Linked DNA regions of Homo sapiens: region 2 is linked to region 1. Evidence: chromatin loops called from intact Hi-C (ENCODE). Cell type or tissue: Calu3. All regions are shown on one strand. Links, peaks and the distances in the headings refer to the core of each region. The heading gives the core; the rest is flanking DNA. Region 1 overlaps CFAP95 (cilia and flagella associated protein 95). Region 2 holds the start of CFAP95 (cilia and flagella associated protein 95).

Region 1 (8,340 bases), core at 101-8,100:
AGTAGTTTCTATTAAGAAAAGGAAATCCCAAAGAGGGCCCTGATCAGACTGGTATTTGGACCTAAGAGCCACGAGTAGGGATGGGAGCTGTAAAGCAGAGCCACCTGGCACAGGCTTGTTCCTGCTGGTTCCAGATAATGACTTAAATCACTGTTGGCTGTCAGTAAGTCCGGGTTGGTGGATTGACATTGATGTAGTCCAGCTCTGCTTCCAGAACCAGGGGGATCTGTTTGTAAACCAGGATACCTCTTCCCCAAGACAATGCCTAGAAATAATGCCTCTGTTGTTTTTCTGACCTCTTGCTTCCTGGAGTTTCTCTGAAGGGCATTTCTCTTAATGGACTTGTTCTTTTTGCTACAGCTAATATCTAGAGGAATATCCATGTTGATTTCCCATATTTTTATTCTCAAAAGACCACCTTATTTCAAATTTGGGGAGCACATAATGTACTCTCTATCACTTAAAAATTGATTGTTGCCCTGTTTTTTGGATTTTTTTTTTAAGGGGGTGAGGGAAGGAGAAGGCAATCACAAAGAGTTGGTGAGTAATTGGCTGAAAGTCATCATTCAATATTATAAAAGTTTCCATTTTGTTCCACAATGCCTTTTTAGAAAGATAACTGAATGTTTTAATCTTTCACCTGTATTTACTTTGCATACTCAGTGTAGTTAATCTATATCTCTTTATATTCTAATTTTATTTTTATTGATTTAAATATTCAATGAATGTTTCTCATTGCCTACTTTGTATCAGACTCTGTGCTGGGAGGTGATAATAAGGAGAGGCAAAAGGGCTCAATTAGGAGGGATAGGTTTCTATCTGCTTTACACGAGTGGAGAGATACCCAAAAGCTGACCTGCAGGACAGTTCTACCCAAAGCAACTCTCCAGTGTTCTGCTGGGGTTCCTGATAAGCATATCATTTGAGTCATAACTTTGAGTAGGAAGAGGGTAGGGAAGCAAGTTCACTGTTGTCTATTAACACAAACATATTTTAAGATTATGGAATATTTTCATTATCTAAAATACTCTTCAAACATCCATCTACTCATTACCCAGTTATAATGTAAGTTAATATTTTTACTATACATGCTTCAATGTTTTTAAAGAAATGGTTTATCATGATTTATATGGCCATTCAATATATCCATTTTCTTGCAGGACATTAGCTTCCAAATTTTCACTATTACAAATAAGGCCACAGTAACTGTCATTATACACATCTCCTTGAATATATATGTAAGAGTTTCTTTATACACCATAAATATTACAATTATAAATCACCAATTCGCAATAACATTTTTTAAAAAAGAGTTTTCTTTATACTCAGAATTGTTGGGTAATAAGACATATGCACCTTCAATTTTGCAAGATATTGCCACTAGTTTTGCTTGAACATATTTATTGTTTCATATCCTTATAAATAGGGATTTTTAATTTTTATCAATCTAATAGATATTACATGGCATTTCATTGTTGTTTTACTTTGCATTTCACTAATTACTAAATTTGATTTGCAAGAGTTTTAAAGGCTGGGCACAGTGGCTCAGGCCTATAATCCCAGCATTTTGGGAGACCAAGGCAGGTGGATCTCTTGAGGCCAGGAGTTCAAGACCAGCCTGGCCAACATGACAAAACCCCATCTCTACTAAAAATACAAAAATTACTTGGGCCTGGTGATGCATGCCTGTAGTTCCAGCTACTTGGAAGGTTGAGGCAGGAGAATTGCTTGAACCTGGGAGGCAGAGGTTGCAGTGAGCCATGATTGTGCCACTGCACTCCAGCCTGGGGATGACAGAGTGAGATTTTGTCTAAAAAGAAAAAAAAAAGAGTTTTAAAAAATTAATTCTGTTATTAATCCTCTTTTGGTTAGATTTATTTTATTGATCCTCTTTTGGTTAGATTTATTTCATTTTATTTTACTATTTTTTTGAGATGGAGTCTTGCGCTGTCTCCCAGGCTAGAGTGCAATGGCGCAGTTTTGGCTCACTGCAACCTCCGCCTCCTGGGTTCAAGTGATTCCCCTGCCTCAGCCTCCCAAGTAGCTGGGACTACAGGCACCCGCCAGCACGCCTGGCTAATTTTTGTATTTTTAGTAGAGACGGGGTTTCACCATGTTGGCCAGGCTGGTCTCAAACTCCTGACCTCAAGTGATCCACCTGCCTTGGCCTCCCAAAGTGTTGGGATTACAGGCATGAGCCACTGCACCCAGCCTTTTGGTTAGATTTATAATAAACATCTTCTTCCAGTCTATGACTTTTCTGAAAACTTTGTTTATAGTATCTTTTGATCAACAGAAGTTTTAATTTACAATTTAGTCAAGACCTAAATATGAAATGTCAAATTCTAAAATTTTAGAAATTTCATATATAATGCATACATATATACGTAATATACATGTAATTATATATGCTTATATGTAATATTTTTATAAGACTAAAGGTTTAGCCCAGCATCACGTGACTCACTCTTTCCTCACTAACTTGTAAGGCCATTTCCATCATACACCAAATTCCTATATTTAAGCAGTTCTGCTTCTAGGCTTTACATTTTCTCAATTGGTCTATTTTTATACTGACTCTCTTTGGCACTTCATAGAGTCATATGACTATTAGGATTTGTTTGTCAAGTTCTACAAAACACCTTATTGGTGTTTAGATTGGAAGTGCTTTAAATTTTTTGGATGGAATAATTGCTATCATTATATCCACCATTCCACACGTACATAAATTATTTTACGTTTTTCCACAACATTTTGTATTTTCCCCATAAATGACTTGTATATCTTCTGTTACATGTATTCTTATAGGAAACAGATATTTTGTTGCAAGTATAAATGGGATTTTCCTCCTTTGATTATGCTTTCTAATTTCTTGTTGCAGGTATATGGCTATGCTATTTTTGTATATTGATCTTTTATCCAACAACCTTGCTGAAACTTGCCTATTGTTATAATTTGTAGATTCTCTTGTATTTTTAAAAATGTAAACAACTTTGTCATCCATGGAAGATGATGATTTTGTTTCCTTTATTCCAATTATGCTATTTGCTAATGTTGATTTTGCTTGTCTTTCTTGTTTTACTGCATTTTCTAGGCTCTCTAGTGCATTATTGAATAGAAATGCTAATGGAGGACTTCTGTGACTGGGACTATTTCAGGGGGAGAATTTTCATGAGCTTAGTTTTTATTCTTCTTTATTGTGTTCTTCTCATAGTAATGTTGCCTTGTTCTGTTCATTTAAAGTATGATGGATTTTCCTGGACTAGCAGCAATCATAGATAATTCTATCCAGGAGGAATGAAAACTTTGGGCAGTTTGCTCAATATCCTAGTTCAAGAGTGCCCTCTTCAGTTCTAACAGTGAAGTGAGGCTTATTTAATTAATGACACGTTTCTGGGGTGGTGAAACATAGGAGGGAGTGATGTTTACTGATAATCGTGATACTACCTTACAGCCCTAGGATCCTTATTTTCTTGTGTTTTATTTCTCATTTTTCTTTACCTTCTAGTTGTACTGCTCCTTCCCAGAAGCAGTGTCTTCCCAAGACTATAACTGTGGTCCTGGATACTTCCTTGAAAAGTCATGCTTCAGATCTTCTGGTCTTAGACTTGTTCTTACGATTTCCTCATCAGGGAAGGGCGTTCTCCTTCTGTGGGTGCTGTCCTCTGTGTTTCACCCCTGCTAGAGACTTGCCACCTCTCCTGTCTTCCATATAATCCCTGCCTGATTCTGTTTCAGCATGGGCTCTGATTTGGCTCTACGGATTCTGGACTGTTCTACCTACATGTAAATCCAAGTTTGTGGTATTCCCTATCCTTCACTATGCTCTACCTCTGGGCAATTGTGAAGTTTTATTTGCTTTACTGTTGACCTGTATGGTTTTGGAGGATGTATGTAGAGATTTGGATTTAAGGAACCAAAGGGTTGAGAAATGTGTGTTACAATCTTCCTGCATAAATGTGGATTTGTCATTTTATTTCTGTGATTCTGGTCTATTTTTGTCTTACGTATTTGTATTGGGCTGTTCTTGCATTGCTATAAAGAAATCCCTGAGACTGGGTAATTTACAAAGAAAAGAGGTTTAATTGGCTCACAGTTCTACAGGCTTTATAGGAAACATGGTGCTGGCATCTGCTCAGCTTCTAGGGAGTCCTCAGACAGCTTTTACTCATGGCAGAAGGTGAAGGGGGAGCAGGCACATCGCATGGCAGAAGCAGGAGCAAGAAAGAGAGTTGGGGGGCAGGAGCTACACACTTTTATATGACCAGATAGTGCGAGAACTCACTCACTATTATGACGATGGCACCAGGCCATGAGGGATCTGCCTCCATGACCCAAACACCTCCCCCCAGGCCTCACCTCCAGTATTGGGAATTACAATTCAACATGAGATTTGGGCAGGGACAAATATCCAAACAGTGTCAATATTCTATATGTTGTTAGGTTTATTGACATAAGATTGTTATATACTTTCTTGGTGACTTGCTCTTTTAATCAGTAGATAATGATCTTTGTAACTAGTAATTTTTGCTCAAAGTCTCTTACATAGGATGTTATTATAAGAATTCAATTTCCTTTGGTTAATATTTGCTATTGTTGACCAAAAGATCACCAGGATGGCTAAATAGTAGAAAGGAGAGCTTTATTGGAGATATTGGTTTGGAAGCTGGGAAGAGAAAGTCTCCAGCATGGACGAGGGGAAGCACAGTTTGGGTTTTATGCCTCACAGGGCCTGAATCATGCATATTCAGGAGGTTCGGGGGGAAAAGCTATACGTATTTATGAGGGAGCTGTGCGCATATGTAATGGATAAATATGCATATGACATACATCCTACGTTCACTTTGGGACTGGGTTTTAACATTAAAATGAGGTGGAATTTGGCTTTATCAAAGGGTGAACTTTAGGACACAAAGACAGTTTATGCACAGCCTCTATCAGCTGGCTGAAACTGTTTAAAGGTCTGCAATTGCTTATCAGAGAAGAAAGTTTGTAAGGCCAGTCCTTTATCCAATTAGAGTCATAGTGGTTTGGATCGTAAGTCAGAATTAGGACAATTGGCCTGATATCTCCTATTGTTAGGATATTTAGTGAGAATTTAGAAATTTGCCATGCCAAACCATCCCTGAATCCCCAACCCATAGGTAACTTTTTGTTTTTTTTTTAACCTTAGGTTCTGTCTTAGTTGATAAAGGGGCATCTATTTTGGTCTCTCACATCACACTGTATATACTTTTATATATTTTTGTTTGTTTTGGTTTATTTTTTATTATTTTATGTTTAATTTTTGTGGGTACATAGTAGGTGTATGTATTTATAGAATACATGAGATTTTGGTACAGGCATGCAATGCATAATAATCACATCATGAAAAACTGGGTATCCATCCTCTCAAGCATTTATCCTTTGTGTTACAAACAATCCAATTATACTCTTTTAGTTATTTTAAAGTGTACAATTAAATTACTATTGACTATAGTCCCCACGTTGTGCTATTAAATACTAGGTCTTACTCATTCTCTCTATTATTTTTTGTACCCATTCACCATCCCACCTCCCCACTATGCCATCCCTTCCCTGCCCTGACTATCCTTCCCATCCTCTGGTAACCATCCTTCTACTCCCTATGTCCATGAGTTCAGTTGTTTTGGTTTGTAGATCCCTCAAACACGGTGAGAACATGTGATATTTGTTTTTTTTGTGCCTGGCTTATTTCACTTAACATAGTGATCTCCTGTTCTATCAATGTTGTTGCAAAAGACAGAATCTCATTCTTTTTAATGGCTGAATAGTGGTTCATTGTCTATAAGTACCACATTTTCTCTATCCATTCACCTGTTGATGAATTCTTAGGTTACTTCCAAATCTTGGCTATTGTGAACAGTGCTGCAACAAACTTGGGAGTGCAGGTATTTCTTTGATATACTGATTTCCTTTGTTTTGCATATATACCCAGCAGTGGGATTGCTGCATCATATGATAGCTCAATTGTTAGCTTTTTGAGGAACCTCCAAACTGTTCTCCATAGTGGTTGTACTAATTTACATTCTTACAACAGTATATAAGGGTTTCCTTTTCTCCACATCCTCACCAGCATTTGTTATTGCCTGTCTTGTGGATATAAGCCATTTTAACCGGCATGAGATGATATCTCATTGTAGTTTTGGTTTGCATTTCTCTAATGATCAATGATGTTGAGCACCTTTTCATATGCCTATTTGCCACTTGTATGTCTTCTTTTGAGAAATGTCTATTCAAATCTTTGGCCCATTTTTTGATAGGATTATTAGATTTTTTTTTTCCTGTAGAGTTGTTTGAGCTCTTTATATATTCTGGTAACTAATCCCTTGTCAGATGGGTAGTTTGTAAATATTTTCTCCAATTCTGTGGGTTATCCCTTCGCTTTGTTGATTGTATCCTTTGCCATGCAGAAGATTTTTAACTTGATGTGATCCCATTTGTCTACTTTTGCTTTGGCTGCCTGTGCTTGTGGAGTATTGCTCAAGAAGTCTTTGCCCAGACCAATGTCCTGGAGATTTTTCCCAATGTTTTCTTGTAGTAGTTTCATAGTTTGAGGTCACAGATTAAAGTCTTTAATCCATTTTGATTTGATTTCTGTATATGGTGAGAGATAGGGGTCTAGTTTCATTTTCTGCATATGGAAATCCAGTTTCCCCAGCACCGTTTGTTGAAGAGACTGTCTTTTCTCCAGTGTCTGTTCTTGGCACCTTTCTCAAAAATGAATTCACTGTAGGTGTGTGGATTTGTTTCTGGGTTCTGTATTCTGTTCCATTGGTCTGTGTGTCTGTTTTTATGCTAATACCATGCTGTTTTGGTTACTATAGCTTTGTAACATAATTTGAAGTCAAATAATGTGACTCTTGCAGTTTTGTTCTTTTGGCTCAGGATAGCTTTGGCTATTCTGTGTCTTTTGTTATTCCATATACATTTTAGGATTGTTTCTTCTATTTCCATAAAAGATGTCATTGGTATTTTGATAGGGGTTGCATTGAATCTGTAGATTGCTCTGGGTAATATGGACATTTTAACAATATTGAGTTTTCCAAGCCATGAACATAAAATATTTTTCCATTTTGTGGTGTTCTCTTCAATTTCTCTCATCCATGTTTTATAGTTTTCATTGTAGAGATCTTTCACTTCTTTGGTTAATTCCTAGGTATCTAATTTTATTTGTGGCTATCGTAAATGGGATTAGGTTTTTTTTAAATTTCTTTTTCAGATTGTTCCCTGTTAACATATAGAAATGCCTTTTTTTTTTTTGAGACCGTCTTGCTCTGTCACCCAGGGTGGAATGCAGTAGTGTGATCATGTCTCACTGCAACCGCTGCCTCCCAAGTTCAAGCAATTCTCCTGCCTCAGCCACCTGAATAGCTGGGATTAGAGGTGTGTGCCACCACACCTGGCTAATTTTTGTATTTTTGTAGAAGCTGGGTTTCACCATGTTGCCCAGGCTGGTCTTGAACTCCTGGCCTCAAGTGATCCACCCACCTGGCCTCCTAAAATGCTGGGGGCATGAGCCACCATGCCTGATCTGCCACTGATTTTTGTATGTTGATTTTGTGTCCTGCAACTTTACTGAATTTGTTTATCAGTATAGTTTCTTTGGTGGTCTTTAGGATTTTCTAAATATAAGATCATGTCATGTGCAAACAAGGATAATTTGACTTCTTCCTTTCCAATTTGGATGCCCTTTATTTCTTTTTTTTGTCTAATTGCTCTAGCTAAGATTTCCAGTACTATGTTGAATAACAGTGGTGAAAGTGGCCATCCTTGTTGTATTTCAGATTTTATAGGAAAGGCTTTCAGTTTTTCTGCATTCAGTATGACACTAGCTGTGGGTCTGTCATATAAAGCTTTCATTATGTTGAAGTATGTTCTTTCTATACTCAATTTTTTGAGGATGTGTATTATAAAGGGATGTTGAACTTTTATCAAATACTTTCTCTGCATCAATTGAAATGACTGTATAATTTTTATCCTTCATTCTGTTGATATGATGTATCACACTGATAGATTTGCACAGGTTGAACCATCCTTGTGTCTCTGGGATAAATCCTGCTTGGTCATGATGAATGATTTTTTTAACGTGTTGTTGAATTTGGTTTGCTAGTATTTTATTGAGGATTTGTGCATCAATATTCATTAGAGATACTGGCCTGTAGTTTTCTTTTTTTGATGTGTCTTTGTCTGGTTTTGGAATCAGGGTAATACTGGCCTCTTAGAATGAATTTGGAAGTATACCTTCTGCCTCTATATTTCAGAATAGTTGAGTAGGATTGGTATCAGTTCTTTAAATGTTTGGTAGAAATCAGCAGTGAA
Region 2 (8,340 bases), core at 97-8,096, 58 kb before region 1:
ACAGTAGGAGTTCCAGAAATAATGCCTATTGCATGTTAGCACTTAATCAATGCTAGTTAGTGATAATGGCTTAAGGACAAGTAGATGCCAAATTGATTCACAGTCCAAATTAGAAGCACAGAGGAATCATACTCAAGGTTAAAATCATTCTAAAAAAGACTGTTGGTAGTTACAGTTACAGGAAAGGAAAGAAGATTGAAGTTTTGCTGAAGTTGATTCCTTTGAGAGTTGTGAGACATAAACTTATTCATATAAATTTTGGCTCTGGTTTCTAGATCTGATTATTTTTCTTTCATTTGATTTGTACCTGGGTTTTCAACAATAGATTCTGACTCCAAAATCCATACTACTTCTCAAAGTTGGAAGAAGAGAGGAAGGAAACAGAGAGACAGAGAGGAGGAGGAGAGGGAGAAATAGGGGAAGAAAGAAGAAAAGGAGTAGGACATGGAAAAGTAAGGGATGAGGGGGAAAGTGGGAAAAAGCAAAAGAAGAAGAGAGAGGAAGAGGGGAAAGAAAATAGGGATGGGGGGAGCTGGAGATGGGGAGGTCTGGTTCCTCACCAGCCCCAGTGTGTCCCCCAATCCCCCCTTTTCTGAGCAAGAACCTCTTATTCATTTTGACGTAGCAGGTGGACTCCAACTTTTTGTAAAGAATACTCAAAAGGAAAACCACAGATGTATATGTGAGTAACAGGAAGTCCCTATTCCTGGAGTAGTAAAAAAAAAAAAAACTATACAATCCTTGATTAGGACATCACTGCTTAGTTTTTAGTTTCTGAGTGCTATACAATTTAAACAGGAGTTTTTAATATATTTAAACTGTATTTGACATAGAGATAGTACAAATTAGTTTTCTTAAGCAACGTTAAATTCTTGTCTCTCAGCATAATTAAAAGACATTTGATAGAGAGAAGTAATTTTAATGGTGGGGGAAAACATGCTACTGGAGACTTTAGGAGATCCTGAGTAGGGGCTTTTCCAGGAATTGAGCACAGATCAAGACAGGAAGGGAAAGGAGATGGCAAAGAGGTTTGCCCCCACAGACGTTTGCATCTGGTTGGTTTACATCTGTTTTAGGTTTGCTGCCCTGTTCAGTTCTTGGCAATCTCTTCAGGAATCTGATAAAGCTAATAAGGAAATTTATTAGCATAAGCTCACTTCCTGAGTTGGCCTGCCTACACTTATCTTACAGAAAAGTCCCAATTCCTCCCCAACCTGAGCCCTAGTTTTCTCACCATAGGGATATTACAGCACGAAGGGATTAATATAAATAGAAGGCATTGCTTTAAGCTCTATACTTCAGTGGTTTGATAAAGTTTGAGGAAAACAGGGATAACTCAAGTATGTTGAGGATCAGTGATTTCACATTTAAAAAGTATAAAACTTACTTATAGTCTTGAAGAGAAAGGATTCTATAGGAATGCAAATTTATCGTTATCGCTGGTACCATATCCAAATTTCTTGCCTACATTTTTCTGATCCAGGCTATTAAATTTCATATTAAACTAGAATAAAAAAGATATTCATTAAAAAGAGCTTGTAAACAGATAAAGGTTGAAAACAGTGAGTATAGGAAACTCCACACAAAAAAACCCACCACATTTTAGGATATTTTTACAAATGATAAAGACAAAGTCAGGATGTAATAATACTAGCAGCAGAAGTTTAAATTTAAGTGAGGACTGAGCATCTATTAGGCACTGTTCTACCTGCTTTCAATGTATTTATTATCTTATGTAATTCTAATAAGAACCGTTGGCCGGGCGCAGTGGCTCACGCCTGTAATCCCAGCACTTTGGGAGGCCGAGATGGGCGGATCACGAGGTCAGGAGATCGAGACCATCCTGGCTAACACGGTGAAACCGCATCTCTACTAAAAAAATTCAAAAAATTAGCCGGGCGTGGTGGCGGGCGCCTGTAGTCCCAGCTAATCGGGAGGCTGAGGCAGGAGAATGGCGTGAACCTGGGAGGCGGAGCTTGTAGTGAGCTGAGATCGTGCCACTGCACCCCAGCCTGGGTGACAGAGTGAGACTCCATCTCAAAAAAAAAAAAAAACAAAACAAAAAAAAAACAAAAAAACCCTCTGCAATAAGTGCTGTTCTATTCCTATTTTATTGATAAAGAATCAAGAAACCAAAATTCTACAGTATGTATTGGTGTATACAAAGAGAATGGAATGCACATAAACTCGAGGATATCACAGAATTAGTATCCTAAATCCTAGGACAAGGATGTTGAAAAGTATTTAGTAGACACAGAAGACAATGAAGTTTATAAATTTGATACAAACAGGAAAGTGAGTATAACAAAAAGCATATTCACAAACTCTAATAGGTGGTTGGCTTGGCTTAAGGAACTCTAAAATAACCAGCTATGTTTGTTTTGCATGTTTTCTTAACTTATTGCTCCTTGGTGTGCTGAAAAGCTTTTAAATCTCTGTGGTACTTATGCACTGTGGAAAGAGCTTGGCCTTGGGCAGCTTCCATCTTTGAGAGAAATTGTCTGCAGAGATCTGACATATTGGTTTCACATATATTATGTTACCGCCACTCTAAACGTAAGTAAAATGAACACATGAACAGATGACAGCAATGATGATAATATTTTTGGAACAACAGCAATATTCTGTGCTTTGATTGGACAGAATTGAGCTTGACATGGATCATATTTCCCCTTTTAAAGTTAACTTATGTTTTTCTTTTCATTCTGCCTAGAAGAAAGCAGCTAAAATAGCAGTCAGCACTCTCCTAGCATTTGGCTGGTGATGGTGGACTGTTTATTTGGTTTTAAGAAATATATTTTAACTGTGGCTGTCAGTAAAATAGAGACCTTAGCATACCACAGGCACCCACACTATGAACCACAGACCACGGAAAAGCACTTAGTAGTTATATGTAATCAAATTTGTGCCATCTGATACAGAAGAGTGCCTCACTATTTATGGGAGCACTATAACACATCTTTTATAAACCGAGAATCTATTTGTAGTGTGAATGGTCTCTTACTCTGTTTTAAAGTTTGATTTTTTTGTGTAGATGTGGTCTTCCTCAAGTAAGACACTTTTGGAAAGTAAACCTAAGGTAATCAAACATAATGAACATTCATTCATTCATTCAACAATGAAGATATCTGTATTAAGGACTATGCTGGGTAAGTGATTGCAAGGAGGAAGTGCTTTAATGCCCCTCAGGTACTCGACTAAGGCCAGGGAGGAGAGAAGAATTCTGATGTGTTACATATTCTTTTCCTGCAAAGTCAAAAATGAAACAAACGTCTTTTCTTCTGTAACATATCTATCCAATAACTTCTTGAAGGCAATGTTTTCTTCTGTAACACAGCTATCCAATAACTTCAAAAGGCAATCTTTTTAAAATCTCCTTCCCACATATAACACACAGCACAAAAATGTGATGAATTTGTGTTGTCACGAAATATCAAAAATGTCAATGAGGAGAACTTGACAAGTCCCGGGGATCTGAATGCCCGGAGTCCTAAACTGTACCTAGAGTCTTGCAGCGTCATAGCCAGAAGGGACTTGCGATTCTTGTGCCCACTCCACTCTACGGTCCCGTTCCCTCTTTCGTTTTTCAGAGGAAGAAACTAGTGTTCAGAAAGGTAGGGGAAGGATCTGAAACTGGAGCTAGGCTTTTTGATCTTCAAACTTTTTAGGTGATTTGCTGGATGAGTCTGCTCCTCCTCTTTTGCAGGCAGGAAAGCTGTATAGAATGACAAACTTTGGGTTTCAGGGGATGTTCTCTCGTTCTCTTTTAGTTAAACTTATTATAAATAACTCGTAAGCAGAAGGTGTGGTGGCAATGGATGATGGACGGTAAAAAGAACTTCCCCAAAGGCTGGGCGCGGTGGCTCACGCCTGTAATCCCAGCAGTTTGGAAGACCGAGGCGGACGGATCACTTGAGTTCTGGAGTTCGAGACCAGCATGGCCAACATGGTGAAACCCTGTTTCTACTAAAAATACAAAAAATTAGCCGGGTGTGGTGGCGAGACCCTGTAATCCCAGCTACTTGGGAGGCTGAGGCAGGAGAATCGCTTGAACCTGGGAGGCGGAGGTTGCAGTGAGCCAAGATCGTGCCACTGCACTCCAGCCTGCCTGGGCGACAGAGTGAGACTCGGACACACACACACACACACACACACACACACACACACACACAAAAGAACTTCTCTAAAGACAGCCCGAACAGACCCACTCGGGGTTCAGGGAATTTGCTCTTCCCTTGGTCCTTAACTGACCTACCACTCCCCAATAACTGCGCTCAGCCACTCTTAGGATTTGGCGGGTGGACAGGCGAAACTGCGGATCCCAGGATGCAGTTCCCCCCTTCATCACCTGTGTAGCCCGGTCGCTACCCTCACTGCATTCTGGGAAATGTAGTTTCTTATCAGTAACGACAACGTCTAGGAAACGTTTGGCCGTCAGGTTGGAGGGATCCGCCCCTCCACTGGCCCCGCCCCAGGTTGCTTAGGAGATAAGAGACGCCGAATCTTGGTACTTACGTTCCTGCCGGGCAGGACAGGTGCATAGGGAACTCCTCAGAGGTCTGTACCTCGAGGGCTCCCATGGATAGCCTTGACAGATCCTGCCAGGACTGGTGCGACAGGAAGCAACACTGGTTGGAGATCGGACCACCGGACTTGGTGGAGCGCAAGGGCTCCCTGACCCTCCGCTCCCATCACAAGAAATACTCGAAGCCGGTGTTGGTGTATTCCTGGTGAGCGAAGTCCCCTCGCAAGTTCCCGGGTGCTGCGGGGAGGAAAGAGAGGGGAAAGGATGGAACAGGAAAGGAAAGGAGAGTCAGAGAGAGGGGACAGGAGTGGAGACGACAGAGGAAACGGAAAAAAGAATGAGAAAAGTGGGGGAGAAATGTAGAGAAAGAAGGAAATGAGAAGAAAGGTGAGAAAAAGATGAGACGAGAGAGGAATGGGAAGGAGGAAAAGAGAGAAAAGAAAGAAAAGGGAAAGAAATATTTTCAAAGGAGAAATAGAGAGAGTGGGAGAGAGGGTTGGAGCAGAGAGGAGGAAATAGGAGAGCCTTTCAGGGGCAGCTCCCAGCCACACACTGGGCCACGCAGCAGCCAAATCCCCGCCACCTGAGGTTTTAGCTCATTCACACAGAGCGGGTGTGTATAAATAGGGGGTGAAAAGGGGGTGCTGTCAGAGGCCTGGAAATCACATTTCTGACACAGGCACTTACTCATAAAAGGAATTAGAGGCCAGGGGCACAGCAGGAGGGAGATGCCTATTTAGAGGACCAGCCTCCAGGGCTGCCACTTCCTGGGGGTAGGGTGTACATGGAGTGATTTGAACGAGGCCCCTCATATTTTCTAGGCTACATACAAGAACTTTTCTGGCCAGAGACTGCAAACTGGCATCTCCCACTGGTTAAGGCCAACAGACATTGTTTGGCATGAGCTCTGTTTACTTTTTTTTTTTTTCATTTTAATTAGTTGGCCACATTTAAAACTAGGAGATTCACAGTAAATCCAGGGTTGTATCTTTGAAAATTTGAAAGTCTTGGCCAGAGAGGATTTTATTTCTCTGGGGAACTATGAATGTACCAGAGCTGAGCACTGGCTACACCTTAAGATGGGTGTTGTTCTGTCTTTAGGAACTTCCCTCGTGTAAGTTCTTGCTTGGCCCCAAGAAGCATTTGGTTTACTTCTTGTGCTTTAGAACTTGACCTGGAAATTCACTTTCTCTTATTAAATATCACAGTGACCAATAGCAACACTGTGATGTATAACTGGAAGAAAAGTGGAAACTTTTAGGACTTTTCAAATTCTTTCCCTTGAATTAACTTTCCTGGCTCTGCTGTTGATAGTAATTACATTTGGAGTGGTTGGAATATTTGGGAGGGGCGTGAAGAAAAAAAAGAAATGAAAAGAAGTCACAAATCTTGTCTACTTTATGTTTTTGCTTTTGAAAGAAATGAGTGATTTTGACTCTAGCCCTAAGGCTAAGCCCGACTTCATCCCATTCATTCATGTAATATATGCGACCCCTGCAGTTTCTGTCTTGCAAACTTTCTAAAGCCTATTCCCTGCTTTCCAACAAGTTTACCTTTCTGCTTTTACTTCTCAACCCTGAAACTGTCTCTCTTCCTCCTTTGAACTCAGTATGAGAAGTTATACAGATTTGGAATCCAAAACTACACTGGGAAACAGAACATCCTCTTTTAGCCTCATATAGGGCTTACCTCATAGCTCTCAAGCAAAACACTTAGCTCTTCTGTGACTCTGTTACCCCACAGAGATTTGAGTCATACCATAAATCACCACTAGAAGTTATTGTTAAAGAGAAAGACTTTTTGCAAAGGGACAGTGCTTCTGCTCTCTGCTGCACCACTATTACTTTGAAAATTGCATTGTGAAAGTTACAGACATCAATAGCAAAACCACAGAAGAACACAAATGAGAAGAAGGTGAGGAACCTGGTGAGGAGAGAAGGATAGTGGAACGCTGTAAGTCATTCCAGCCGCTGCTGAAAATATAGCGGGACCTCATGCGTTGGTTTTAGAAGGAAGGCTGGGGAACAGGAAGACTTAAATTCAACCCAACATACATTTGTGTGTCATGCACTTTGCTACATGTTGGGGACATAGAGGTAGAGAAACAGATTCAATGAGATAAATTTTATAAAGCATTTAGCATCATTCTAGGAAAATCATAAGTTGTCAATAATATAGGGTAGCTGTATGAGTACATTTTCATACAGCTATAAATAAATACTGGAGACTGGGTAATTTATAAAGGAAAGAGGTTTAATTGACTTACAGTTCAGCAGGTCTTGGGAGGCCTCAGGAAACTTACAACCATGGTGGAAGGCAAAGGCAAAGCAAGCACCTTCTTCACAAGGCAGCAGGAGAGAGAAGGGTGAAGGAGGAACTTCGAAACGCTGATAAAACCATCAAATCTTTTGAGAACTCACTCACTATCATGATAGCATGGGGACAACTGCTCTCATGATCCAATCACCTACCTCCCTTGACACATGGGGACTACAGGTCCCTCCCGATGTGGGGATTACAAATCAAGATGAGATTTGGGTGGGGACACAGAGTCAAACCGTATCAGTAGCTAACACTATTGATTTAGCATAGCATAATGGTTAAAACTCGGGCTCTAGGTTTGAAAACTAACTCTCTTGCTGTGTGTTGCGGCAAGTGACTTGACTGCTCTGGGCCTGTTTCTGCAACTGTAAAATGGGGATGATAGGATTATTATAAGATTACATGAGGTATGATATGTAAAACACCCTTTAACACATGGCCTGCCACATATTAAGAACAGTAGAAGTTAGTTTCGCTCACGTGCATTTGAAGAGACCACCAAACAGGCTCTGTGTGAGCAACAAGGCTGTTTATTTCACCTGGGTGCAGGCGGGCTGAGTCTGAAAAGAGAGTCAGTGAAGGGAGATAAGGGTGGGGCCGTTTTATAGGATTTGGATAGATAAAGGAAAATTACAGTCAAATGGGATTTGTTCTCTGGCGGGCAGGAGTGGGGGTCACAAGATGCTCAGTGGTGGAGCTTTTTGAGCCAGGATGAGCCAGGAGAAGGAATTTCACAAGATAATCTCATCAGTTAAGGCAGGAACAGGCCATTTTCACTTCTTTTGTGGTGGAATGTCATCAGTTAAGGCAGGAACTGGCCATCTAGATGTGTACGTGCAGGTCACCGGCGATATGATGGCTTAGTTTGGGCTCAGAGGCCTGACAGTTAGTTATATGTATTAGGACATGGCCATTGACCTCAAGGAGCTCCATAGGGCAGAAAAGGAGAATAATATCAATAAATTCAGTATCATCTGATTTTTGCAAAAAAGAAATGATTATAAGAAGCAGAGGTAATGGTGTGGTGGGGAGGTTGGTTCCTGAGCAGGGTTTTGAACTAAGGATAGGGACAAAAAAGAACAGGCAAGTGCAGTGGAATAGTAAAGAACAGCCCCACAGGAAACAGAATTCTTTTTCAATAGTTGACAAATACAGTTGATCCTTATTATTTCCGGATTCTGTGTTTGTAAATTCACCCACTTGCTACGATTTATTTGTAAGTCAAAATTAATACTTGATGCACTTTTGTGGTCATTTGTAGACATTCTCAGAGCGGAAAAAAGGCAAAAAAATTTGAGTTGCCCTACGTGCATGTTCCCAACTGAGGTCAAACAAAGCAAGCAACGCTCTGCCTTTTTGTTTCAGCTCTCATACTGTAAACAAGTATCCTTTTCATGTTCTATTTAATGCTTTTTTTTTTTTTTGCATTTCGTGCTTTTTGTTTGCTATATGGTAAAATGGCCCCTAAGCATCATGCTAAGCACAAGAAGACT

The links. Peaks named below come from ENCODE experiments on the same cell type or tissue, not always from the same donor. Only the 100,000 strongest peaks of a DNase experiment are listed, where the experiment ranks them.
Region 2: it touches region 1 in a loop (4-fold over the local background); 17 of 110 quality-filtered maps call a loop at or near these places.

The regions. Positions count from the first base shown.
Region 1 is chr9:69,874,722-69,883,061 of GRCh38, forward strand. The region is part of intron 4 of CFAP95 (cilia and flagella associated protein 95); the gene reads left to right. Among named protein-coding and RNA genes, the nearest start is that of CFAP95, 58 kb to the left of the region's middle. In Calu3, for the core only: a CTCF peak has its summit at 3,370 (motif pointing left); no DNase peak of the experiment used is centred there.
Region 2 is chr9:69,816,302-69,824,641 of GRCh38, forward strand. CFAP95 (cilia and flagella associated protein 95) reads left to right here and starts at 4,516. Exons shown (of 6, transcript NM_001010940.3): 1 at 4,516-4,730. The coding sequence starts at 4,579. It overlaps CFAP95-DT (CFAP95 divergent transcript), which reads right to left and starts at 4,438. Exons shown (of 2, transcript NR_038833.1): 1 at 4,349-4,438; 2 at 3,104-3,966. RefSeq lists a silencer at 4,432-4,491. In Calu3, for the core only: no CTCF peak of the experiment used is centred there; a DNase peak (open chromatin) is centred at 4,430.